Regions from separate parts of the Homo sapiens genome. Here all the other regions are linked to region 7. Evidence: chromatin contacts called from ENCODE Hi-C or POLR2A ChIA-PET data. All regions are on one chromosome and are shown on one strand. Each heading gives the region's core, a stretch centred on a gene start or an enhancer-like site at or near the end of the contact. The rest is flanking DNA. Distances are from core to core; before and after follow the strand shown.

Region 1 (3,714 bases), core at 1,211-3,710, 510 kb before region 7:
TTAACTGGATATGATGACTCGCATCTGCAGTTCCAGCTACTTGGGAGGCTGACATGGGAAGATCACTTGAGCCTGGGAGTTCGAGGCTGCAGCGAGCAATGATTGCGCCACTCCACTCCAGCCTGGGTGAGAGAGTGAGACCCCGTTTCTAAAAAAACAAAATAAAAAAAAAAGGGCTCTGGTACATGGCTACTGAGTTTCTTCCCCTAGAAGATGTCACCGTTCCCTAGCCTGCGGGGGTGGGCTGGGGTGGGAAGGATAGACCACCATCATCGGTTCATTTACATAAAACAACTATTATATGCGGTGCCTGGCAGGGCTGGGGGACAACAGAGGCAGAGAAAGCCATACACCCTGCCCTCACGGAGCTTGTGATCCAGTGGAAAAGAAACACCCATTTCCAGTCATGAGTGGCCTAGAGGGGCCAAGAGGTAGGATGAGGGCTGGTCATGTATCACAGAGAAGACCTAAAGGAAGGAAAGTGGTGGGCCCTGTTAAAAAGCATGGAATGGTATTCCAGAGGGCATTACTGAGTCTGCACAGGTCTGGAGCATGCATGGCTCACACCTGACCAAGGATATTCAAGTCGCTCCATGTGACCAGACTGTGGACCACAGAGGTCTAAGGGGGAGAGGGCAGATGAGCCAGATAGAATGACAGGGAGGAGAGTATGAGGGGCTCTGGAAACCGAGGGGTTTGGAAGTTTTCCTGAGGGCCTAGAGGGTCATGGAAGGTTCTAGAGCACTGGTTCTCAAGGTGTGGTCTCCAGACCACTAGTATCAGCATCACCTAGGAACTTGCCAGAAATACAAATTATCAGGCCCCACTCCAGATCTACTGAATGAAAAATTCTGGAAGTAGCCAGGTAGTTACTCAGGAGGCTGAGATGGGAGGCTCACATGAGGCCTGAAATTCAAGGCTAACCTGAGATAGGGTGTTGCTCTTTTGCCCAGGCTGAAATGCAGTGGTGTGATCACAGCTCACTGCATTTCCGTGTATTTCAGAGCTCACTGCAGCCTCAAACTCCTGGGCTCAAGTGGTCTTCCTGCCTCAACCTCCCAGGTAGCTGGGGTCACAGGGATGGACCACCACACTGGGCTAATTTAAAAAAATTGTTAGCAACAGGGTCTTACCATATTGCCCAGGCTGGCCTCAAGCGATCCTCCTACCTCAGCCTCCCAAAGTACTGGGATTACAGGTGTGCAGCACCACATCTGGCTTAATTTTTTTTTTTTTTTTTGAGACAGGGTCTCATTCTGTCGCCCAGGCTGGAGTGCAGTGGAGGGATCTCGGCTCACTGCAACCTCCGCCTCCTGGGTTCAAGCAACTCCTGCCTCAGCCTCCCGAGTAGCTGGGATTACAGGTGCCCGCCGCCATGCCCGGCTAATTGTTGTATTTTTTGGTAGAGACAAGGTTTTATCATGTTGGCCAGGCTGGTATCCAACTTCAGACCTCAAGTGATCCGCCTGCCTCAGCTTTCCAAAGTGCTGGGATTATAGGCATGAGCCACTATGCCCAGCCAGAGACTCCATCTTTAAAACAAAAACAAAAACTCAGGGTGTGGTACCCACCAACCTGGCTTACCCAGCCTTTTAGGTGAGTCTAATGCATGCTCAAATTTGAAAACCACTGGGTTAAACGTCTGGTCTGGAGTTCATCAAAAAGTCATGGCCTGAATCCTTACCTGTAAGGCATCAGAATGCAAATGAAAATTAACTTAATGAATATTTTACTTGAGCCGGGCACACTTCCCACAACAGTATAGGATGGCTGTCCTTGTCCTGTTTTGTAGAGGACGGTGCTAAGCAGCCTATTCATTCTCACAAGGTCTCCAGGAAACCACACTTTTTTAAGGAGTAGAATTTTGGGGTAGGGCCGGGCGCAGTGGCTCACGCCTGTAATCCCAGCACTTTGGGAGGCCGAGGCGGGTGGTTCGCCTGAGGTCAGGAGTCGAGACCAGCCTGGCCAACATGATGAAACCCCGTTTCTACTAAAAATACAAAAAATAAATTAGCCAGGCGTGGTGGCGGGAGCCTATAATCCCAGCTACTCGGGAGGCTGAGGCAGGAGAATCGCTTGAATCCGGGGCAGGGGCGCGGAGGTTTCAGTGAGCCGAAATCGCGCCACTTCACACTCCAGCCTGGGAGAAAGAGCGAAACTCCGTCTCAAAAAAATATATATATATATATATTTGGGTAGGAAGCACAAGTAGGGACCGTGCTTGCTGCCAGAACAACCAATAGAAACTCCTTGAAGGCCTTCCTGGCACAAACGTAGTCTCCAGCACCCTCTGCCGACCAGGCCCCGCGCCCTCAGTGCTGAGACAGCCTCCAGCCCTCGGTGCCTTAGGGGTTGCGCGTCACCTTGGAGACCGCGTGAGAGGAGGGCGTGCCTCTGCAAAGGCGGAAGTCGGCTGTGGAAGTGTGGGCGGCCATTTTGAGACCGGGCAAGAGGGGCGGGACTGGTGCGGCCGAGTGACAGTTGACCGGTTTTAACCAAGTGACTGGTACCACGGGGCCGGGGAAAAAGCTGTGCCATCCAGGGGCGGGGGGATGCCGGGGACGGGGAGGAACTAGGAAGGGGAGGGGAAGGGGAAGGCGAGAAGGGGAGAGGCAGGGGAAAGAGGGGAAGAGTCGTGGGAGCTGGGAGAGGAGGGAAAGAGGGGAAGAGTCGTGGGAGCTGGCAGAGGAGGGAAAGGGGGAGCCGAACGTGAAGGGCGAAGGGCGGGGCGGGGCAGGAGAGTCGGGGTATAGAGCAGGCAGGTGTTAATGGCATGGGAAGGAAGAGTAAGAAGTGGGGCAAGAAGGTGTCGCGGTACGAGGGGAAGGTGAGACTCAAGAAGGTGCCGGCTAAGAAGCTGGTGCCGGCGTGGAAGGAGAAGGTGTGGGGCGAGGAAACAACGAAGGGCGAGGAAAGATCCCGAGGCGAAGAGACAGTTTTCATCGAGAAGGGGCAGGGCGAGGAGGAGGGGCGTTACCAGAGGGCGGGACGGGGCGACGGGCCCGCGCGGGAAGAACCAATCGCCGAGAACCCGGGGAAGGAACGGGTCCATAAAGACCAAGTGGAGGAGTAGGGGCGCGGTCAGGAGCGGAAGCAGAGTGAGGAGCAAGCCCCGGGCGAGAAACGGGGGCCCGGCCGGGAGCAAGAGCAGGGGCGGGGCCGGGAGCAAGAGCAGGGGCGGGGCCCGGAGACGGGCGAGACCAGGTACAGTACCCAGCCCCTGGGCAGACCCCGAGCGAGGAGAAAGCGGCGATACCAAGAGAAGTGCGAGGGTGGGGCAAGAGGTTGGGGCACAGCCGGGTGGAAGTACACGGGTGCGATCGCAGGCAGAAGCAGTACGGGGGAACTTAAGAGGGGGACTGTCAAAGCGAGAAATAGAAACCAAGACCAGGTGAAGAGCAAGAGTGGAATACAGGGAGGGGGCGGAATAAGGAGCAAGGTGAGGATAAAGTTAAAGGAAGAGACGTGGAGGCGGCGGGGCGGAACGAGGCGGAGGAGCAGGGGTGTGGCCAGAAACATTAGTAGGGCTGGGGCCCGGAGCAATAGCAGAGGTGCGATACCCACGAGGGTCGGGGGCAGGGCCAGGAGCAAGAGCAGGGGCGGGACCAGGAGCAAGTGCAGAGGCGGAGCCAGGAACAAGAGCAGAGGCGGGGCTAAAAGTCCGTGCGGGGGCAGGGCCAGGAGCAAGAGCAGGGGCGGGACCAAGAGCAAGTG
Region 2 (3,596 bases), core at 1,051-3,550, 920 kb before region 7:
CACTTTTGAAAAGTTTGACTAGTGACCACATGTACAAGGAACCAAAGCAACAAAAATAGGGCACCCAGTTCCCTTCCCAAGAGACCACCACAATTCCAGTTTCCTGATGGTGACCAGTTCCTTGACACTACATTATCTGAGTGAGTTTCCTGTCTTGTATTAGGTTGGACTGCCTGACATTGTGCTTTCGTGGGTCAAGAATGGTTGAATATTGGCAATTTTATGAGGTTCAGCCTAACAGCTTCCTTTCAGGAACATGAGGAATTTGGCCAATCCTTTCTTGCTGTGAGGGTTGGTAGTCCTCCCCCGATTCCTCCTGCATCTCACCATCCTCTTTCAGTGACAGGCCCAACAGTGCCTGTAACACCAGGGCGTGAAAACCCCTGCCCTACTTGTGGCCTCAAACCAGGGCTTGCTATTAAGCCCAGCAAGAGGCTGCCCCTTTTCCACGGGGACCTCACCTGGCTTCTGATGTTCGTCACTTTGGCTTTCTGCGTCTTGGTGCCACCAGTTTTGAAATCACAGCTCCCAGAGGGAGGGGCACCCGCGGACTCTTGCTGGGTGTTTGGTGTGACTCACATGGTGGGGGTGCTCTCTGGAACCCGTGGGCATTCTGCATCAGTCACCCATCAGAGTAGCTGGCAGAGCACCCAGCTTGAGGTGTCTGTGGGAATCTCTGCGGGGACCAGGTGGCTCAGGCTTGGGGAGGGGGCCTGAGGAGCCGTGCACCTCCCTGTAGCGATGGGAGACTTGCAAGTCGTTGTGGAACCAGGGCACTGGCCTCGGTCCTGTGGGAGCGGGTGGGGGTGAAATAACCTTAAAGGAGATATGGCGCCAACTTTGGAAGAGCTCAGTCGGGAAGTTGTGTCAGTTGGTAAGCCTTTGGCTGCAAACAGTAGTAACAGCATCAGCAGCAACAACTGCAGCAGCAAGTAGGCAATGTATGTAGCGTCTGCTGCATGCAAGACACTGTGCCGGGCCCTTCACATGAAGCCACTCCTTTAAGCCTCCCGACAACCCTGGAAGATATTATTCTCCCTTTGCAGATGAGGTAACTAAATTTGAATAACTTGTTCAAGGTCAGGCAGCTAAAAAAAGGTGGTGGCATGATTTTTTTTTTTTTAGATTCAGAGGGTACATGTGAAGGTTTGTTACATGAGTATATTGTGTGATGCTGAGGTTTGGGGTACAGATCCTGTCACTCAAATAGTGAACAGAGTACCCAATAGGTAGATTTTCTTTTCCTTTTTTTTTTTTTTTTGAGATGGAGTCTCGCTCTGTCACCCAGGGTGGAGTGTAGTGGCGCAATTTCAGCTCAGTGCAACCTCCGCCTCCCGGGTTTAAGCAATTCTCCCTACCTCAGCCTCCCGAGTAGCTGGGATTACAGGTGCCTCCACCAACCATGCCCGGCTAAACTTTTTTGTATTTTTTAGTAGAGATTGGATTTTGCCTTGTTGGACAGGCTGGTCTTGAACTCCTGACCTCAGGTGATCCACCCACCTTGGTCTCCCAAAGTGCTGGGATTACAGGCGTGAGCCACTGCGCCTAGCCCCCAGTAGGTAGATTTTCAACCCTTGCCCCATTCCTTCTTGGTTTTTGGAATTCTCAGTGTCTGTTGTTCGTGTGTGTGTGTGTGTGTGTGTGTGTGTGTGTGTGTGTGTACGTACCCAATGTTTAGCTCCCACTTAGAAGTAAGAACATGGGGTGTGTGTGTATATGCAATGTTTAGCTCCCACTTAGAATAAGAACATGGGGTGTGTGTGTGTGTGTGTGTGTGTGTGTGTGTGTGTGTATGCAATGTTTAGCTCTCACTTGTAAGAACATGGGGTGTGTGTGTGTGTGTGTGTACGTGTACGCAATGTTTAGCATCCCACTTAGAAGTAAGAACATTGGATATTTGGTTTTCTGTTTGTGCATTCATTCACTTAGGATAATGGCCTCCAGCTACATCCATGTTGCTGCAATAGACATGATTTCATTCTTGTTTAATGGCTGTGTAGTATTCCATGGTATATATGTACCACATTATCTTTGTCCAGTCCGCTGTTGATGGGCATCCGGGTTGATTCCCTGGCTTTGTGGGTTGATTCACATGCTATCGTGAAGAGTGCTGCGATGAACGTAGGAGTGCAGGTGTCGTTTGGTAGAATGGTTCCTTTTCCTTTGGGTAGATACCCAGAAATGGGATTGCTGGGTCGAACGGTAATTCTATTTTTAGTTCTTTGAGGAATCTTCAAACTGCTTTCCCCAGTGGCTGAGCTAATTTACATTCCCACCAACAGTGTATCAGCATGGTGACGTGATTTGGATTCAGGCAGTCTGACTCCAGAGCTGTATCTTAACTCTAAAGCTCTGTGTGCTACTGCAGTGGTTTTCAAACCCGAGCAAGACCAGGTGTGGTGGCTCACATCTGTAATCCCAGCACTCTGGGAGGCCGAGGCAGGTGGATCATTTGAGGCCAGGAGTTCGAGGCCAGCCTGGGCAACATGGTAAAACCCCATCTCTACTAAAAATGCAAAAATTAGCCGGGTGTGGTGGCACATACCTGTGGTCCCAGCTATTCGAGAGGCTGAGGCAGGAGAATTGCTTGAACCTGGGAGGCTCTGAGAGGTTGCAGTGAGCCAAGATCATGCCACTGCACTCCAGCCTGCGCAACAGAATGAGTGAGACTCCGTCTCAAAAAAAACAAAAAACCCTAGCAAGGATCAGAATCCCCAGAGGGCTAGGTAAAACACAGATTGCTGGGCCCCATCTGATTCTGTAAGTTCCTGATTCTGTAAGTCTAGCTTGAGAATTTGCATTTTGTGGTGACACTGGTGCCCCTGGTCCAGGAAGCACGTTTTGAGAACCATGAGCTACTGTAATAGGAAGCCCAAATGAAATTGGCCTGAAATAACGAGATTTATGATCTCATATAACAAAGAAGCCTGTAGGTAGGCAGCACAGCAGCACAGGAGTTGACTAAGCAGTTCCACAATGCCTGCAGGGACCCCATCCCTCTCCTTCAAGCCACTCTGCCATCCATGGTGTGTCTCCTGTGTCCCTAGGCTCCCTGCATGGCCACAAGATGACTGCCAAGGCTCCAGTTGGCACACACTGACAGTGCCACATCCAGCAGCAGAAAGAGGGCATCTCTCACTTGCTGTGTATCTCTTTAAGAGTGAGGAAACCTTTCATTGATTCCCTGCCTCCCAGATTTCCCTCATATCTCATTGGCCAGCATGGTGATATGTGACCCTGCCCAGAGAAACCAGCCAAGGGCCAATTAGGATTGACCCTCTGGGGCTGGGGCTGGGGCTGGGGCTGGAGCCGGGGCCAGCCTTACCTGAAGTAGGTAGCACAGGGAGGAGAGTGGCTACAGGAATGAAATCAGAGTACCATTTAGGAAAGGACTGGGAAAGGGGGAGGGATATTGGGTAGGCAGACAATTGGTTTTGCTGCAGAAATAAGTGGAACACAGGGAAAGCATAATGCCCATGCATTTTTGTCATCGTGCTTACCAGCTTTGTTTTGTAATTACCTGAATCAGGACTTAGCTTTTTGTTCTCTAATCATGCCCACCTTTGAAACTGTGCACAAAGTCCCAGTACCACAAG
Region 3 (3,197 bases), core at 599-3,098, 690 kb after region 7:
ATATACAAGATGAACTACTCTAGCAATTGTACAAGATGAACTACTCTAGCAATTTTTTATTCTGCCCAAAGAAAGAGATGGGAAACAACCTAAATGTCCGTCAATATATCCCTGGTTAAGTAAATTTGGACATAACCTCAGAATGGAATAAAATGCCACTTTAAAAAATAATGAGGAAATACAGTGGTTTGGAAGGGTCAACATATGTTCTTAATGAGAAAGCAATGTATAAACCAGTAAATATAATATGCCGACTTCTGTGAAGAAATAAAACAAGTAAACCCAGATTTATATGTGCCTGTGTACACGTAAGGAAACTAGAAGGACGGAAAGGAAACTGTGGCTATTAGAGGTCATCGTTGGTACTGGATGGAGGAAAACAAGAATGGAAGGCTTTTCGCTGTATATTTTATATATTTTTTGGCTTGTGAATAGATTTTTTAATACCAAAAAAACTTTAAAAATTAAAAATTGAAAGAAAAAAGTCCAGAAATTTGACGTTCTTGAAAACATGATTTATCACATAATATATACATTTACTTTGCTTGTCACTTGAAATGCCTAAGAAAACACAAAATCAATCTTAAACTAGAAACTTCTATTGAATATGACATGAAGAGAGCACATATTCCGACAATTTCAAGTTCTTTTCATAGCCTTCCAGTCCTAATAACTCAGCGTTAACATCTTATTCTGTTCAGCACTATTTGATAATTTCTTTCATCCTCATGGGCTCTAGTATTGATGTTTCATCAGTCTCAATTTTATAAAACCATCCTTTACTTTGTAATAAAGCAATGCTGAGAGACATTTTCCATAATGCAGGGGGAAAAATGTGGATCAATCACAAACTCAAAGAACGTTACAGTTATAATGCTTTCGACATTTTTTTCTACTTCTGTGATGCTTTTTCAAGATAAGCTTCCCCCTCCCCCTTTTTTTCCCCTCCACCTGTGCACTGTCTTATCGCGATATACTCTTGACTTCTGAAAATCAAGTTGCAGGATTGGTATGACTGGAATGCAGAGGTTCTCTTGAAGTAGTGTCACCACATAACTATTCTCTATTGATAAACTTATCGCAACCAAGTTCTTCTATCAGAGGGTTGATAACTTCAGAGGCAGTCAGAGCTATCGTAAAGGTTAAAATATCGAGGTCCACCCTGTGAGGATTTCGCTGATATTCGGCATCAAACGCTGCTTCCCTTGCTCTGCAGGCTTCCACGAATCGCCTGCGGCGTTCTTCAAGCTCTTGTATTCTGCCGGGAGCAATCGGGTAATTTTCCAGATAGTGGCGGAGAAACTGCTGGTAATTGATGCCTAAAACGCTAAGTGGGTGGCGGAGACGGAGATAGGGCAACGCAGCCAGGCCTCCGTTCCCGTGTCTGGACCTGGGCCTGCCCTCGGGACCCTCTTCGTCCACTGGCTCCCCCAGCAAGCGGGCGACCTCCGCCATCCGGGCTTCCCTGGCCGCCGCCGCCGCCGGGCTTTCCCTGCCCGCCGCGGCTGCCCTGGCCAACGCCGCCGCTGCCACCGGGGCTCCCCTGGCTGCCGCCGCCGGGGCTGCCCTGGCCGCCGCCATCCGACCTTCCCTGGCCGCCGGCACCGGGCCTCCCCTGGCCGCCGCCATCGCGCCTTCCCCGGCCTCCTCAGGCTGTGCCGGGGCCGGCTCCCGCCTCCCGCGGCCTACCTCCGCCTGCGGGACGTCTCTGTCACCATTCGCCGCGCCTGTCTGCGGGACACTGCTGTCTGCGGGCAGCTTGGACATCTCAGACCGTGGGGTCAACTCGGCTGCTCCCAGAGAAACTGGAATAACTGGACAGAGCGATGCCCGGCGGACACCCCAGTGCGCGTGCGTGGGCGCTATGCGCGCTGTAAATGCAGTGTGCGTAACCGGGCGCGAGAGCATAGATTCTTACCGCAAACCCTGGGAGCAGTGCGCATGCGTACTTTCCCGGCGCCCGCCGTTCTCCAGATGCCCCCTCGAGGCCGGGAAGCGCCAACGCATCTGAAACATCCCAACGACGAAGGGCGGGGGACATTTCAACCAGTTTGATGTTTATGAGGAACGCTTACAAGATCGCTTCTTGTAGGCGTTCTCAAGGTTCTGTCCTAGGGTGTTTCTCTTTGTTCTCCAGTGATTATGTGCCACCTCTATTATATATCAAGATATTTTAGATTCATGGTCTTTTCTGGATTTTTAAATTGTTTTTCATTCATTCCTTTGCCTGTCTTCATCCATACGGATCGTCCTAGCTACCAAAGCTTTGTAATTACAGTCTTTTCGTGTTATCTTTAACATTGCATTGACTACCTTGGACATTTGTTTTTCGAATCTTATTTGTGCAATATAACATGCAGAAAAGTAAACAAAACATAAATATACAGCTGAATGATTTATCACAAAGTGAACATCCGTTTAACTACCACACAGTCCAAGAAGTGGAATATTTCCAGCATCCCAGAACCCTTCCTCTTCTTCTTATCACTATCCTTTCCTTTCTACGCAGAAGTAACAACTATGCTGATACTTATGGTAATCACTTTCTTGTTTTTCTTTTCATTTTACCACCTAAGGGTGCATTCCTAATGCTGTAGTTTAGTTTGGTTTGTATTCTGAACTTTATCTATGTGAGAAACACACTCACCTGCGTAATTTTTGTATTTTTAGTAGAGACGAGGTTTCACCATGTTGGCCAGGATGGTCTCGATCTCTTGACCTCGTGATCCGCCTGCCTCGGCCTCCCAAAGTGCTGGGATTACAGGCGTGAGCCACTGCGCCGGCCACTTTCTTCCCTTTTATGGGCTGACCCCGCCTCTACATTCTGTTCCCTTATTGTGACCTTCTAGGTGGATGAGCCCTGCAGTTTGTTATATTTGCAGGCTGGCTGCCAGTACTTAGATTTATCATGCCTCAGAAATGGACCATTTAAAATGTTTTCTCACATACACACTTGTATCTGTTTTTTTGTGCATTATTTTTATGAGATTCATCCATTCACATTTTCTCTTCCTCCCTCCCTCCCTCACTCCCTTCCTTCCTTCCTTCCTTCATTCCTTCTTTCTTTCATCTCATTCTGTTACCCAGACTGGAGTGCAGTGGCACAATCACAGCTCAACGTGGCCTCAACCTTCCGAGCTCAAATAATCCTCCCACTTCAGTCTCCTGAGTACCTGGGACTACAGGTGTACACCACC
Region 4 (3,253 bases), core at 477-2,976, 940 kb before region 7:
TAAAATGAATTTTACCTGTTTATGTCAAAATTAAAATTGCATATGTGGCTTGCATTACACATAAAAACACACACATATATAATTTTTTTTTTTTTTAAAGAGACAGGGTTCTGCTTTGTCGCCCAAGCTGGAGGGCAGTGGTGCAATCATGGTTCACTGCAGTCTCAAACTCCTGGGCTTAAGCGATACTCAGCCTCTTAAATAGCTGGGACTATGGCCACATGCCACCACGCCTAGCTAGTTTTTTAGTTTTAGTAGAGATAGGGTCTTGCTATGTTACCCGGCCAGTCTCCAACTCCTGGCCTTAAGTGATCCTCCTGCCTCGGTGGCTCAAAGTGCAGGGTATATTTCTCTTAGCTAGTATTGCTCTACATTGTTGTAGTCTGGTGGTGGCCTGATATCCCTACTGGACTGAAAACTCCCTGAAGGTAGGAGTCCAGTCTGTCTGGATTTCTCTTGTGTCTCCATAATCACCCAACCTGACATGGAATAGGTGGTTAATCCATTTTTGTTGAATGAGTGGAAAAATGTGCTCTCCCAGGAAGAAACATATGCTTCCCAGCTTCAAGTGTTAGTGAACATCTTCCTAGAAGGCAGGCTGAGGCGGAAAGGGTATTGACTCCGGCTTCTCCACCAGAGGACCTTGCAATTCCAGTCAATTCCCTCGGTAACTCTTATGGAGGAGTGGCAATATACCTTAAAAAAGGAGTGTGTGTTGCGGGGTATTCCGCTGCTTGGTTATGTCACCAGGTGGATTAAATTTGGACAAAATTTCCCAAGGTGTAGGTACTCTACAAACACTAGTTACCCTCAGGAATGTGCGATCAACAAAAGAATGCAAGATAACAAGGCCCCTAGGCAGCCCCTGGGTCTTGTGGCTCCCGTCGAAGGCAGAGCTCTGGAGCCGCCTACGCCGGGGACAGGCGACTACACCTGGGGCCCCTCACCCTCGGGCCTCCTGCACGTGGCAGGGAAGGCAGGGCGTCTCTATCTCAAAGCATTGGCTGCGCCTGTTACCTGCGACAGGATTCCCGACAAGGGACGGGTACGGCGTGTGCACTCAGGAGCTCCTAGAGCTAGGGGCAGCAACTAAGAAGCTACCTGGCGGATGTTGCGAGAGGACTCCGCCCACAGAACGGTTGGCCCCCAACCCCGCAGCCGGCGGACTTCCCGAGGCCAGGGGTCTGAACGCGCGTGCGCATGGGCGCGCGCCCGGCGCGAGAACGCGCGCGCGCTCTCGAAAGAAAAAAAAAAAAAATCCTCTCCGCGGGGTCCCGCGGCAATTTAGGCCGGGGTCTGCCGACGACCGCGCGTGCGCGGGCGTGCATCTACGCCCTCCTCCACCGCCCCCTCCGCTGGGGGTCTAGCGCACTGCTCCGCTTCCCCCGTTTCCCCCGGGCTAGCGTCCTAGGGGTAAGTGACTCGAGCCTGGCAGAGAGTGAGGGAGAGGTTCCGCCGAATGAAGGGAGGAGGTAGACGGGGCCAGGAGAAAGGAGAAACCGCCCCGGCGGGGCGAAGAGCGCGGCTCTCGAGCTGTAGTCTGCAGGAGACACACCTCCCTCCCTCACGCCCCTCGGGGCTGCGGAAGTGCTCTACAGACTGGAGCTGCACGAAGGCGACCAGCGGACTACCGTTCCTAGGAGGCAGCGCGGCGGTGCGCCTACGGCTCCCGGCAGCCCCCGCGCGCCATTCTCTTTTTGAGTTCGCGGCCGGCTAGGGCGAAACTACAGTTCCCAGGAGGACTCGCGCGAAGCGGCTTGGAAGTGGGCAGCCTGGAAGTCACTCGGGCCACCGGAGCTGGCGGCGTCTCCAGCGAGCGGCGCGGAGCTGGACGCCGCGATCGTGGGGCCCGCGAGGCGGGCAGCCGGGGCGTCCAGGTACGTGGCTCCGGGTGCAGGATCGGCCTCGCGCAAGGGTGGCGGGGAATCGGTGGCTGCCCGGACCCCGAGGGTCAGCGCGGGCGGACGGCCGGGTGTGGGTACTGGCCGTGGGGGGCGGCGGCGCCGGGACTCGCGCCCTCCGGACCCAGCCGGACTCGTGCCCGCATGGCTCAACTTTCCAGGCGTGCACCCCGGCGCTGTGGTGAAGAGCTTGGAGGCGGGGAGCGGTGGATTCGCGTCCCGGCTGTGCCACTCGGGAGCCGCGATCTGGGAAAACCGCGCCGAACCTCAATTTCCCCTGCAGTAAAACGGAGTAGGAGAGCATCTTGGCGGAGACTCTGTTGAGATAATATAATAAAACATTTGGCACATAGGAGGCACTTACTACGTATTTGGGTTATTGTTAGCTCTCCGAAAAATGAGGTGAAGATGTTATCGATTGCATAGGGTGAGGATTAGTTGAGCGTGTGCATGTAAAGAGGTGAGTCCTTAGTTAGCACCCAATGCAGGCTAGCTGCTGTTAACCGAGATTATTTTGTTAAGAGCGTTGGTTTGGAAGGCAGAGAGACCCCAGGTTCAAATTTGAACATTTACCAGCTGTGTGACTTTGGGCAACTGGCTTCACCTCTCTGTGCCTTGGTTTCCCTATCTATAAAATGGGGATTTAAATAGCAACCACTTCGTCGAGTTGTTTTCAGGATGCAGTGAGAATACCATGTGTAAAGTGCTTAGCACAGCAGCTGGCATATAACGCTCAGTAAATGGTACCATTTATTCAGCGTTTTCCTAGTGGCCCAGAGACCCTCTGAGGGTGGGGCTCTGGCCGTAGTATTGGTCACCCCCGAGGGCCAGATTCAGAACTGGTCCAGTTGACTTCCCTTCCTACTACCTCAGGTTCCTCATTTACAAAATGGGATAATAACAAGATCACTCTCAAAGGGTTGTAAGGATTTGCTGAGATTGTATTTCTAGTCCAGCGCCATCTCTCACTAAGTAGCAGCTCTTATGTATTATAATTGTTCTTCAATATTCTCCATCTGGCCCAGAGACTGCCTGACTGTGGGCTGTGACATGACAGCCCTGAGCTCCCCCACACATTTGCTCCCATCCTCAGTGTCCCATCTGTGGAATGGTAGTCATAGGACTTTTGTGCCAGGATTGTTTGGATGGTTCCAGGAGATAATTCATGTTTAGTGCTTTGCACAAGGCCCGGCACACAGTAAGTGCTTATTAAATGATTAAATGTATCTTGCTGTTTTTTTTTTTAATAGGCCCTTTTTGCTTCTGTTTGTACCTACATGGCAGAGTGAGCACAAAGTTAGTGTTTTTTTATCTTCCCCCTCCCTCCCAAATTTTACTTACCAAAGATTAAA
Region 5 (3,470 bases), core at 80-2,579, 820 kb before region 7:
AATGGCTATCTTGGGGCACTCCAGGCCAGGAGTTTGAAACCAGCTTGTGCAATGAAGTGAGACCCTAGCTCTAAAAAAATAAAATAGAAACAAATTAGCCAGGTGTGGTGGTGCACACCTGTAGTCCCAGCTACTCAGGAGGTTGAGGCAGGAGGATCGCTTGAGCCCAGGATGCGGAGATTGCAGTGAGCTGAGATCGTGCCACTGCACTCCAGTGTGGGTGACAGAGCAAGAGCCTGTCTCTTTAAAACAAAACAAAAATGCTACCTTTGGGGAGAAACTTTGAGGCTATGCTAATATCCCACATCCCGCTTTTCCTCAAACTTCCACCCACTAATTTTACCATCCATTGGTGGCCGGGTCTTGTCTACAGCAGTTACTGCTGTGCTGTTTCCCTGATGGCAGTTTTTGTGTGCCTCTCATTCCATCTACATTTATTAATTGGAACTCTTCTGTAAGGAAGACCTGTCCCTTCCCCCTTATTTCTTTATTTAGTTACTAATTTATATCCTATGGGCTCATAGATACTTGTTTTAATCTAGCACATTCCTTTTTCATGTGATAAAAGCTCCCAAGTTCCAAGTAAATTCCTAGCATTGCCTCTCACACAGCAGGAAGAACGGCACTTTTCCTACGTGGTAACCAGGGCCTTAGGGAACTTGGAAAGAACATGAACAGGTTTCGTTTGTTCATTCATTTATTTTCCTTCACTCAGCAAATATGCATTTGAGCACCTACTATCTGCTTCTAGGCACTAGGGATTCAGGAATGAAAAAACAAACTCCTTACCTTAAGGGAACGGACATCCTACTGGAGAATAAAACAGTAAACAGATAAAAAGTGAATATAGGGCTGGGCATGGTGGCTCACACCTGTAATCCCAACACCTTTGGGAGGCCAAGGTGGGCGGGTCACTTGCGGTCAGGAGTTCAAGACCAGCCTGGCCAACATGGTGGCCGTCTCTACTAAACCCCGTCTCTACTAAAAATACAAAAAAATTAGCCAACCGTGGTGGCACACACCTGTAATCCTAGCTACTTGAGAGGCTGAGGTGGGAGGATCGCTTGAACCCAGAGGCAGAGGTGGCAGTGAGCTGAGGTTGCGCCACTGCACTCCAGCCTGGGCAACAGAGCGAGACTCGGTCTCAAAAAAAAAAAAGAAGTGAATATAGGATAAGTTGGATGTATATAGTGTACATAGGATGTATATAGGAGTATATAGTGATGAATAAAGCAGGGAAGGGGACTGGCCTCACAGGGCAATTTTCGGACAAGGTGGCCAAGGAAGGCCTCTCTGAGGAGGCCCTGAATAGAGGAGGGAGTGAGGCGGTCCCCAGCCTAATTCATCCACAGCCATCCGGGAGATCACAGTCAAATCATCTCCCTTCTGAACACAGTTTCTGTGAAAAGGAAATGTGTTCCCTCTCCAAGGGGCAGCCCTGCTCAGCTGGAGCCAGTCTTATCCCTGAGTATTGCCAGATCTGATGTTCCCCGCAATAGAAAAGGAAAGTGAAAAATTTTTTGCCAGTCCATTGAACCCAAATTATGCAACGTCAGATAATGAATGACTGTGACTATGTTTTGTTTTCATTGTGTTTATTTTTTAAGTTTGCTTTTCTTTGTAGCAAAAGATAGCAATTTTTCATTTTTAGTGGTGATATGGATTCTTTTTAAATATATAAAGCTTGAACATCACTTGAGGGCTGGGTGCAGTGGCTCACTCTATAATCCCAGCTCTTTGGGAGGTCAAGGCAGGAGAATCACTTGAGGCCAAGAGTTTAAGACCAGCCTGGGCAGCAGAGTGAGACTCCATCTCTACAAAAAATGTTTTAAATAGCCAGGCTTGGTGGCATGCACCTGTAGTCCCAGGAACTCGGACGGCTATGGCAGGAGGATCACTTGCGCCCAGGAGGTCGAGGCCATGCTACTGTACTCCAGCCCCGGGCAATAGAGCGAGAGAGATACGTATGTGTGTGTGTGTGTGTGTGTGTGTGCGTGTATGTAAATAATTGTACAGATGGGGAGTAGATACAGCTGAAAAGGAAGGGTGGAACACAGCGACTGGGCTTGGTAAGCACTGTATGGCTCAGCCACCCACTGTTTTTCCTCTGGGTCAGGGGTTCTCAGCAGCGGGCCTGAGCTGAAATTGGCAAACAATTACCATGGGTGTGCGCCTTGAGCCATTTGCATCATGGTATGTGCATTCGGCCAGGAATGTCTTCAAGTTTCAGGAACAGAAACCCCCGCTCACTGCAGCTTGATTGAATGAGGGCTTATTTCTCGCTCACAACAGCACACCTGGAGGTGCTTGGCTGCCAGTGTTAGTTTGGTGGCTGGGCAGTGTCAGGGCAGAGCCGCTTTGATTCTCTTGATCTTTCCCCTCATGGACACATCGCTCCTGCTGCCATGTCGCATAGCCTCCCCTAGCTCCAAGGAAGGTGGCAAATGTTATTTAACTTTTCAGCCTTTCCTGAGGAGGAAGCCAGAGAAAAAATGAATTGAGAGTATCTGTTGGGGTGGCCAGCCAGCACTGCCTGGTTTCATGGGGAAGGAAAAGCAGTAATAATGAACATTAATGGGTGCTGACTCTGTGCCAAGCCCTGCCGTAAGCGCCTCACGTGCATGATCTCATTCAGTTCTTGTAACTACCCTAAGACGTCACTGCTGTGATATCCCCATGGTAATGATGAGGAAACTGAGGCACGAGTGGTGAAGCTGCCTGCCAGGTAGAGGAGCTGGGACAGGGAGGCATGCAGCCTGGGTCCAGGGCCCCTGTTCTTAGCCACTACACTTTGTTGCCTCATAAGAGGTCCGGGGGTGCGGGGGGTGGGGTACAGGGGACCAGGCTGCTCACTGTCTGGCCTGGGTTTAAATTCTTCCAGCAAGGGCAGAGCCCAGCAGTGTGTTTTGCTTTGGGGAAGTTGTGATCATTAAAAAACTGTCTTGTGAATCACATCCGCCCCTGTGTAACTAACTACCTCCCACTGGTTCAGGTCTAGTCCTCGGGAGAGCACCAGCTGCACGTCTTATTCCTGGCAGCCCTGCAGGGACTTACAAGTGGCTGAGGGAACCCCTCTTGGCCTCCCTTTTTCCAAACTATACCTGTGCTTTTAGTTATTCTTCCCAGGATGAGCCTTCTAGCCTTTTCTTTCTCTGGAGGTCTGCTGGTTGATTGCGCACACATTTGATATGCGCCTCCCCTGCCCGTCCCTGTAGAGTAGTGGGGATGCAGTGGTGACTGGACCAGCCTCATGGCTGGGTGGCTCTGCCCTCATGCGGCTCCCCATCCGGTGAGGGAAGCAGACCTTCAGACCCCAGAGTGGTCAGGTCTGTGATCGGGGAAGCCCAGGGGAGTGGGAACCCAGTGGAGGTGCCTAACCCAGCCTAGGGGTCAAAGAGGGCTCCTGGAAGCAGCTTTTGGGCTTTGGAGGTGGAATAGAGATTCATCAAGGAGCCGTTTCTACCATCTTC
Region 6 (3,627 bases), core at 668-3,167, 890 kb before region 7:
TCTGAGTAGCTGGGACTATAGGTGCGCGCCACCACACTCAGCTAATTTTTTTTTTTTTTTTTTGAGACAGAGTCTGGCTCTGTTGCCCAGGCTGGAGTGCAGTGGCATGATCTTGGCTCACTGCAAGCTCCGCCTGCTGGGTTCACGCCATTCTCCTGCCTCAGCCTCCCGAGTAGCTGGGACTACAGGTGCCCACCACCACGCCTGGCTAATTTTTTTTTTTTATTTTTAGTAGAGACGGGGTTTCACCTTGTTAGCCAGGATGGTCTCGATCTCCTGACCTTGCAATCCGCCTGCCTTGGCCTCCCAAAGTGCTGGGATTACAGGCGTGAGCCACTGCGCCCAGCCTCACACTCAGCTAATTTTTAAATTTTTTGTAGAGATGAGGTTTTGCCATGTTGCTCAGGCCGGTCTTGAACTCCTGGACCCTAGCAATCCTCCCACCTTGACCTCCCAAAGTACTGGGATTACAGGCATGAGCAACTGCACCCAGCCAATTTTAAAAAAAAATATATTTTTTTTTGTTTTGAGACAGAGTCTTGCTCTGTCACCCAGGCTGGAGTGCAGTGGTGTGACCTTGGCTCACTGCAGCCTCCACCTCCTGGGTTGAAGGGATCCTCCCGCCTCATCCTCCTGAGTAGCTGGGCTTACAGGCACCCGCCACCACACTTGGCTAATTTTTGTATTTTTAGTAGAGATGGGGTTTCACCATCTTGGCCAGGGTGATCTTGAACTCCTGGCCTCAAGTGATCCACCCGCCTTGGCTTTCCAGAGTGCTGGAATTACAGGTGTGAGCCACCGTGCCCAACCCTTTTTTTTTTTTTTAATTTAAAATTTTTCTTTAGTGATGGGGATCTCGCTGTGTTGCCCAGGCTGGTCTCAAACTCCTGGCCTCAAGTTATCTTCGTACCTGGGCTTCTCAAAGTGCTGGGATTACAGGCATGAGTTACTGTGCCCTTCTCCACCTTGATTTTTGAAGGATAGTTTTGCTGGCTATAGAATTCTTATTTGACAGTTTTTTTTTCTTCAGCATTTTGAAAATGCTATCCTGATGTCTTCTGGCCTCCATTGTTTGTGGTGGGAAATGAGCTGTCATTTGTACTGATGCTCCCTGTGTGTAGACTTTTTCTTTTCCTACTTTGAAGCTTTTCTCCTTGTCTTTGTCTTTCAACAATTTGACTATGTTTAAAAACAAAACAACACGAAAACCAATTTGACTACGTTGTGTCCAGTGTGGCTCTCTTTCTATTTATTGTATATGGAGTTTCTTGGCCTTCTTGGATGTGTAAACTAATGTGTTCCATCAGATTTGGGATGTTTTGGGCTATTACTTGTTCAGATTTTTTTTTCTGGCACTTTCTCTCTCCTCTCATAGGACTCCCATTATGTCTGTCTTGATGCCTTTGATGATGTCCCTCATGTCTCTGAAGGCCTGTTTATTCGTATTCAATCTTTCTTACAGATTATTTAAATTCTGTACAGATTATATACTTTTTTTGATCTATCTTTAAGCCCACTGGTTCTTTTCAAATCTGCCGTTGAGCCCCTCTAGTGAATTTTTTATTTCAGTTATCAGAATTTCCATTGCTTTTTTTCTAATTTCTATTTATTATTTCTACTTTCCTTTAATTCTTTAAATGTTATTTTATTTATCTTTGAACATACTTATAATAGCTGTTTGAAATGTAACTTGTAAGCCGTCTAGAAGGCAATTTCTATTAACTGATTCATTTCCTGAGTATGGGTCACATTTTACTGTTTGTGTGTCTCACAATTTTTCTTTCATTCTTTTTTTTTTTTTTTGAGACAGAGTCTAACTCTGTTGCCCAGGCTGGAGTGCAGTGGCACGATTTTGGCTCACTGCAACCTCCGCCTCCGGAGTTCAAGCAATTCTCCTGCCTCAGCCTCCCGAGTAGCTGGGATTGCAGGCCTGCGCCACCACGCCTGGCTGATTTTTGTATTTTTACTAGAGATGGGGTTTCCCCATGTTGGCCAGGCTGGTCTCAAACTCCTGACCTCAGGTGATCTGCCCGCCTCGGCCTCTGAAAGTGCTGGGGTTACAGGTGTGAGCCACCGTGCTTGGCCATGAGCCACTGCAGCCGGCCTTTTTTTTTTTTTTTTTTTTTTTGAGATAGGGTTCCACTCTGTTGCCCAGGCCAGAGTGCAGTGGCAGGATCATGGCTCTTCTCAGCCTTGACTTCCTGGGCTCAAATGATTCTCTTGCCTCAGCCTCCTGAGTTGCTGGGACTATAGGCATGCAACACCATGCCCAGCTTTGTGTGTTTGGCGAGGGTGTGCACACACATGCATACGTGTAGGGATGGGGTCTTCCTATCTTGTCCAGGCTGGTCTCAGACTCCTGGGCTCAAGCGATCCTCCTGCCTTGGCTTTCCAGAGTGTTGGGATTACAAGCGTGAGCCACCTCACCCAGCCTCAGTTTGTTTTGTTGTTGAACACTGAACATTTTAGATCATACACTGTAGCAGCTGTGGATTCTGATTTCTACCTTCCAGGCCATGGTTGCCGTTGCCATTTTTCTCCTTTTGTTTTGTTTACTGAGTATCCTGGGCTAATTCTTTGGAGTTTGTCCCCTTGTGGTATAGACTCTTTTCTCTTTTAAAAAAATTGTTTTAATTTTAAGCATAACTTACTAGGGGTTGCCTTTGGTTCAGCATGGTTTAGTGGTCAGATTAAAGGTTGTGCTGAAACACCTTGAGCCAATAAAGCTTCCATCCTTTGCCAATGGATCTGTGTCTGTGGGTTGGGGAATATTTTCAAAGTTCAGTTTCTTCCTTTTTTTTTTCCAAGCAGTTCCTGAGTCGGCCCCAGCCATTACTTTCTGCCTGGCCATCTGGTGTCTCCCTTGCACACTCTCAAGGCCTCATGTTGGGCCAGGGATGTGTGGACAGCAAGGGCCCCCTCTAGTCTCTCTGGAGCTTGTGTGCAACCTTGTATATATGCACATTGTTCCAGACCAGCAGGGCTGCATGGGACCTTACCAAGGCCTTGTGTGGCTATCTCATTCCCTGGATCTTCCTGCTAAATTTCTGGCTGGTCTACAGGCCTGCTGCTGGCTCCAGCCAGATCGTAACCACAGTCTAGCTGTGATGTTGGTCTTCCCCATTTGTTTGGCACTAGGCCCCAGTCCAGCCACAAAGTTTTCATGGCTTGCTCTGCCTTGGTCAAACTGATGGAGCTGGTGCGTGTGATGGGAGGAACCCCAAATTAAACGCCACATGTTCCCACTGTTCTTACTTGAAGTTCAGCGTTTATTTATTGAGTTTTTGAGTAACTGCTTCTTGGGTAGTTATATGCCTTTGGTTGATTTCTAGAATCCTCAAATGGTTGTGTTTGGCAATTCTGTCTACTTTCATTGTTGATTTTGGTGGGAAATACTTTTCTGAGCTCCTCTCCACTTCCCCATTCCAGAAGTCTGGTTAGCAGCTTTGACTTTTGATTTTCTCTTTAATTTAAGACATACCCAGAAGTCTTTCCAAATTTCCAAACTTTAAATATGTAGCTCTAGCTACATATTTCAGTCAATTTGGAAGCTTTTTGAGTTGTTGGGTTTGGTTTTTGTTTTTTAATTTTACTTTTTAGTATGAACAATTGCAAACATATAAGAAG
Region 7 (3,384 bases), core at 446-2,945:
CCATGTTGACCAGGCTGTTCTCGAACTCCTGACCTCAGGTAATCTGCCTGCCTCAGCCTCCCAAAGTGCTGGGATTATAGGCATGAGCCCCCACTCCCGGATGGAAAGTCTTTTAGAAAGACCAGAGACTCCAACCCATACCATTAAGAACCGACTGCTCCTTCCTAAGAGAAGTATCTTACACCCACCGACAAAAGCCTCTGGTCATCAGGAGAAAGATTAACTCTCTTCCGCCTCTCCTGGGCTCTGGGGCCGGCCCCCTGTCTGAGAATCACTGGGCAGAAGTGCGTGGAAGGTGGGTAGAATTGGATTCTATTTCAGGAGCGATCCACGCGAACCACAGGGTGAGGCACTCCCGCCAGGTTAGCAGCTCCCACAAATGGGAGTTCTAACTCCAGCCCTGCCCCTCACTAGCTGTGCCACCTACAGTAATTCACCTCATCTCATCTCTCTCCTGGCCCATTTCCTCCTTTGTAAATCGGGAATCCCAGTATCTCCCCCAACCTCAGGAAGCGTTAAGGATTTTCAATTAAGATGTCTTTAAAATGTGTGGGACAAGGCCAAGATTAAAACGCTAGCAACTCGTAACCCCTAAACCCTGGAAAACCCTGCAAATAGGCGGCCCTGTAAGACTTCAAGATTTTGGAAAGAGTGGGGACTGGGCCCCACTCCAAAAGCAACGACTGGTGTTTTCGGAGGGACTGATTACAGGGGGTCGAAATGCTTCCAACATGGCCAGGAAATAGTTTGGTTTATCAAATCCTCGGTACCCAGTGAATCCCCGGAAACTGTAAGCAAACTTGTGATGGTTTCAAGGCTTCGCTCAACTCCTAAAAGGCTAAAAGTGCATTTCACAAGTCCTCTTCCCATTTTCAATGCCTACAAAAATGAGAGCATCTAGGCTCAAACACATCCATTTCTGTATAGACACAAGGCTGGGCCTTAGAGATTAAGCTGCCATCAGACGGAATTCCCCACTCTAGAGAACAAGGCCGCCGCCCACCCGTTCCCGCTCACCAGGCGCTCCCCTAACCGCCCACGAGGCCGGGCGGGAACACTGCGCCTGCGCATGGAGCCAGCGAAGAAAATGATAAAGGGGAAAAAAACCGGCCGGGCCGCGTGCCCGGCCCCCACACGCCAGCCCGCGGCGCCTGCGCACTGGGCCATTCGCCTCACGAGCTACTTCCTCTGCGCTCCCCCACACCCCGCTCCGGACCCCGCGCACGCGCAGGCGCCTGTCCTCGCGCAAACCCCGCCGTTTGCCCAACGGCCGCCCCTCCCCCACACCGTCAACGACGCGATGGCCTGGGCGCGTGCGCAGAGGCCCCCCTCAAAAAATAAAATGCCCTCAAGCTGGGAAATTGTCCCCCAGTTCCCGGCCTTCCCAGCGCCTAGGGCCCTGGCCTCACCCCACCGCCGCCGCCGCCCGCCGCCCCGGCTCCTCCACCGCCACCGCCGCCGCCTCCGTGCTGGTCGCCGGCGTTGTCAGTCTTGAGCCGCTTAGGGGCCCGGCCGCCCTCACTGCCGCCGCCGTAGTAGCGGCCACCGCCGCCTCCGCCGCCCGCCGCCGCCATCTTCACCATCGCTCCCGACCGCCTCCGCTGCTCGTCCGGCTGCTGCCTCTGCTCCAGCCGCCGACGCCGCTTCTCCGCCCGGGGCAGCAGCCTCCGCGACATGGCGGCGCAGAACCCGCCTCCCCCCGCCTCTCATTGGGGGAGGGACACGCCCGTCACCCGCCGCCCCCACCCGATAGGGGGAGCCACTGGTCCCGCCGCGGGGGGAGGGTAGGCCGCCACACGCCTTGCGCGCTTATTGGACATTGCCCACGCCGTTCTGCAGGAGGGCCCGCCCTTGTTTGTCTGAGACACTCCTTATAGGTGGTCGCTTTCTGCCAGTCTTTCCGTCGACCCCGCCGCCTTAAAATAAAATCCAATTTGATAGGTCGGATTTCTGGCGCTGCTGGCCTCCCTAAAAGCACCTGATAGGAACGGCGCTCTAAACCTCCCAAGAATCTCCGCCTCCCTCCCACTTTCATTGGTCTCCTCGCTAATCCGTCAGCACCAGTCACAATGACGACCTTCCCGCGCCACTTCGCAAGGAGACAAGGAAGCCCCGCCCTTTTTTGGTCTCTCTCCAGTGGTGGTTACAGATGCCCATTCTTCTGCGTCTCCACTGATTGGTCAATGGAGAGTGGAGCGCACCCTCTCACCAGATGGTAGGACTGTTGATACGCTCTGATTGGATGAAATGGGGAGCCCCGCCCCAGGGTAGGCGCTCTTTGGTGCAGTATACGAAACGAGCGAAGGCGAGAACGCATGCGCAAATACGCTTTCAGGCACCGCCCAGAGGCGGGGCCCCCTTATGGAGCGACCGCTGTGTGTGCGCCGGAAGGCTAGACCAAGATTGACAGGAACTCCCAGGGTATCTCTGTCGCCATCACTATACCGTGTTCATTTCTACCTCTAGGAGGAATTGTTAAAATCCCAAATCTGAGCCTTTTCCTCAGTAGAAAACCACTCGCTGCTGCCGACTGTCTTCGGACCCTGTCCAGTTCTAAATTCAGCCGCAACCCCTTTCAGTTTCCCTTGGGAGAAGGCTCTTCCGCGCACTCTCCATGTGTGCCCATGCAGTCCCTTCCACCTGCAATAGTCCACTACCCCTCCTGCAGGAGCTAAGGGCCAAGTCATCTTGTCCGTGCGATCTAAATTAACAGGTCCCTGCCATCCCAGACCCCCAGGATTCCCTTCAAAGCCATAACTCGGGCCAGTGGTTTTCACCTGACAGCTCGACCCCTCTGAGCACCACAGGAGGTCCTGGCCCCGACCCTGGAGAGGGTGGCCACCTACCAAGCGCCCAGTACAGCACCTGGCACAGTGCAAGCCCCCTGCACAGGGGAGGCGTTCTTGTGATCTGTGCCTGCGTCGGGCCTTTCTTCCTCAAGGGCGGGGTAAGACCACCCGCACTGCACCAAGAGAATGTCGGAGGGTATCTCCAGACTCCGGCGAAGCCCAACTGGCGGAGCCTGGGGGGTGGAGAGGAGCGCGCCCCAGTTATCACGCGCAGGCAGCGGGGTCAAACGGGGATTAACCCGGGATCCCGTCCTACGGCATTTAACATTATGGGGCTGCCCGCGCAGGGTGTGGGGGGGAACACCTTAGCGAAGCTATTGGCAAGTGACGATATCGCCAAAGGGGGGAAAAGAAATAAAAGCGAAGCTAGCGTCGTGAGAAACGCGGCGGACGCCCCAAAAGTGCTCCAGGACCTTTCTGCCCGGCTGATGGGGGATTTCGAGTTGAGGTCCGGGTGGAAACTAAGTTTGAAATGGAGGCCGTGTGTGGTGGCTCACACCTGTAATCCCAGCACTTGGGGAGGCCAAGGCGGAAG

Evidence for each region. Hi-C counts contacts between places; a loop is a spot of excess contacts on that map. ChIA-PET counts read pairs that join two places held with the same protein, here RNA polymerase II (POLR2A). Pooled maps may share reads with other maps.
Region 1: a map of ascending aorta shows a loop between it and region 7 (8-fold over the local background). The contact joins the promoter of CATSPERG here to the promoter of HNRNPL in region 7. A Hi-C loop is called at or near these places in 4 of 168 maps with a recorded cell type or tissue (CD4-positive, alpha-beta memory T cell, aorta, ascending aorta and 1 more), 7 of 37 single-sample maps with no recorded cell type and 21 of 50 pooled maps. POLR2A ChIA-PET finds 5 or more read pairs at or near these places in 2 of 52 experiments (A673 and BJ).
Region 2: a pooled map shows a loop between it and region 7 (5-fold over the local background). The contact joins the enhancer-like site here to the promoter of HNRNPL in region 7. A Hi-C loop is called at or near these places in 3 of 37 single-sample maps with no recorded cell type and 6 of 50 pooled maps. POLR2A ChIA-PET finds 5 or more read pairs at or near these places in 1 of 52 experiments (OCI-LY7).
Region 3: a pooled map shows a loop between it and region 7 (7-fold over the local background). The contact joins the promoter of EID2 here to the promoter of HNRNPL in region 7. A Hi-C loop is called at or near these places in 5 of 50 pooled maps.
Region 4: a loop to region 7 is called in a pooled map, with 11 times the contacts of the local background. The contact joins the promoter of SIPA1L3 here to the promoter of HNRNPL in region 7. A Hi-C loop is called at or near these places in 4 of 37 single-sample maps with no recorded cell type and 8 of 50 pooled maps.
Region 5: a loop to region 7 is called in a pooled map, with 5 times the contacts of the local background. The contact joins the enhancer-like site here to the promoter of HNRNPL in region 7. A Hi-C loop is called at or near these places in 6 of 37 single-sample maps with no recorded cell type and 5 of 50 pooled maps. POLR2A ChIA-PET finds 5 or more read pairs at or near these places in 3 of 52 experiments (B cell, OCI-LY7 and activated CD4-positive, alpha-beta T cell).
Region 6: a loop to region 7 is called in a pooled map, with 5 times the contacts of the local background. The contact joins the enhancer-like site here to the promoter of HNRNPL in region 7. A Hi-C loop is called at or near these places in 1 of 168 maps with a recorded cell type or tissue (OCI-LY7), 3 of 37 single-sample maps with no recorded cell type and 3 of 50 pooled maps.

What each region holds. Positions count from the first base shown.
Region 1 is chr19:38,333,370-38,337,083 of GRCh38, forward strand. It overlaps CATSPERG (catsper channel auxiliary subunit gamma), which reads left to right and starts at 2,461. Exons shown (of 29, transcript NM_021185.5): 1 at 2,461-2,506. RefSeq lists enhancers at 2,200-2,494, 2,299-2,508 and silencers at 2,629-2,708, 3,079-3,248.
Region 2 is chr19:37,925,901-37,929,496 of GRCh38, forward strand. All of the region lies in intron 1 of SIPA1L3 (signal induced proliferation associated 1 like 3), which reads left to right. Among named protein-coding and RNA genes, the nearest start is that of SIPA1L3, 20 kb to the left of the region's middle. RefSeq lists a silencer at 314-383. Within about 2 kb of position 2,301, at least 5 of the 41 ENCODE cell types and tissues checked have a DNase peak (open chromatin) inside an H3K27ac peak, as active enhancers do; they include OCI-LY7, where a contact is called at or near this core.
Region 3 is chr19:39,538,313-39,541,509 of GRCh38, forward strand. EID2 (EP300 interacting inhibitor of differentiation 2) reads right to left here and starts at 1,849. Exons shown (of 1, transcript NM_153232.4): 1 at 395-1,849. The coding sequence starts at 1,767. The coding sequence ends at 1,057. RefSeq lists a silencer at 1,554-1,633 and an enhancer at 1,605-2,104.
Region 4 is chr19:37,905,482-37,908,734 of GRCh38, forward strand. SIPA1L3 (signal induced proliferation associated 1 like 3) reads left to right here and starts at 1,727. Exons shown (of 22, transcript NM_015073.3): 1 at 1,727-1,877. It overlaps WDR87 (WD repeat domain 87), which reads right to left and starts at 1,113. Exons shown (of 6, transcript NM_001291088.2): 1 at 1,018-1,113. RefSeq lists a silencer at 1,839-2,078 and an enhancer at 2,379-2,438.
Region 5 is chr19:38,031,707-38,035,176 of GRCh38, forward strand. The region is part of intron 2 of SIPA1L3 (signal induced proliferation associated 1 like 3); the gene reads left to right. Among named protein-coding and RNA genes, the nearest start is that of SIPA1L3, 130 kb to the left of the region's middle. Within about 2 kb of position 1,330, at least 6 of the 41 ENCODE cell types and tissues checked have a DNase peak (open chromatin) inside an H3K27ac peak, as active enhancers do; they include B cell and OCI-LY7, where a contact is called at or near this core.
Region 6 is chr19:37,960,359-37,963,985 of GRCh38, forward strand. The region is part of intron 1 of SIPA1L3 (signal induced proliferation associated 1 like 3); the gene reads left to right. Among named protein-coding and RNA genes, the nearest start is that of SIPA1L3, 55 kb to the left of the region's middle. RefSeq lists a silencer at 1,897-2,146 and an enhancer at 2,620-3,120. Within about 2 kb of position 1,918, at least 5 of the 41 ENCODE cell types and tissues checked have a DNase peak (open chromatin) inside an H3K27ac peak, as active enhancers do; they include OCI-LY7, where a contact is called at or near this core.
Region 7 is chr19:38,848,291-38,851,674 of GRCh38, forward strand. HNRNPL (heterogeneous nuclear ribonucleoprotein L) reads right to left here and starts at 1,696. Exons shown (of 13, transcript NM_001533.3): 1 at 1,410-1,696. The coding sequence starts at 1,676. RefSeq lists enhancers at 1-895, 734-823, 896-1,833, 1,984-2,073, 2,404-2,473 and silencers at 1,024-1,563, 1,574-1,833.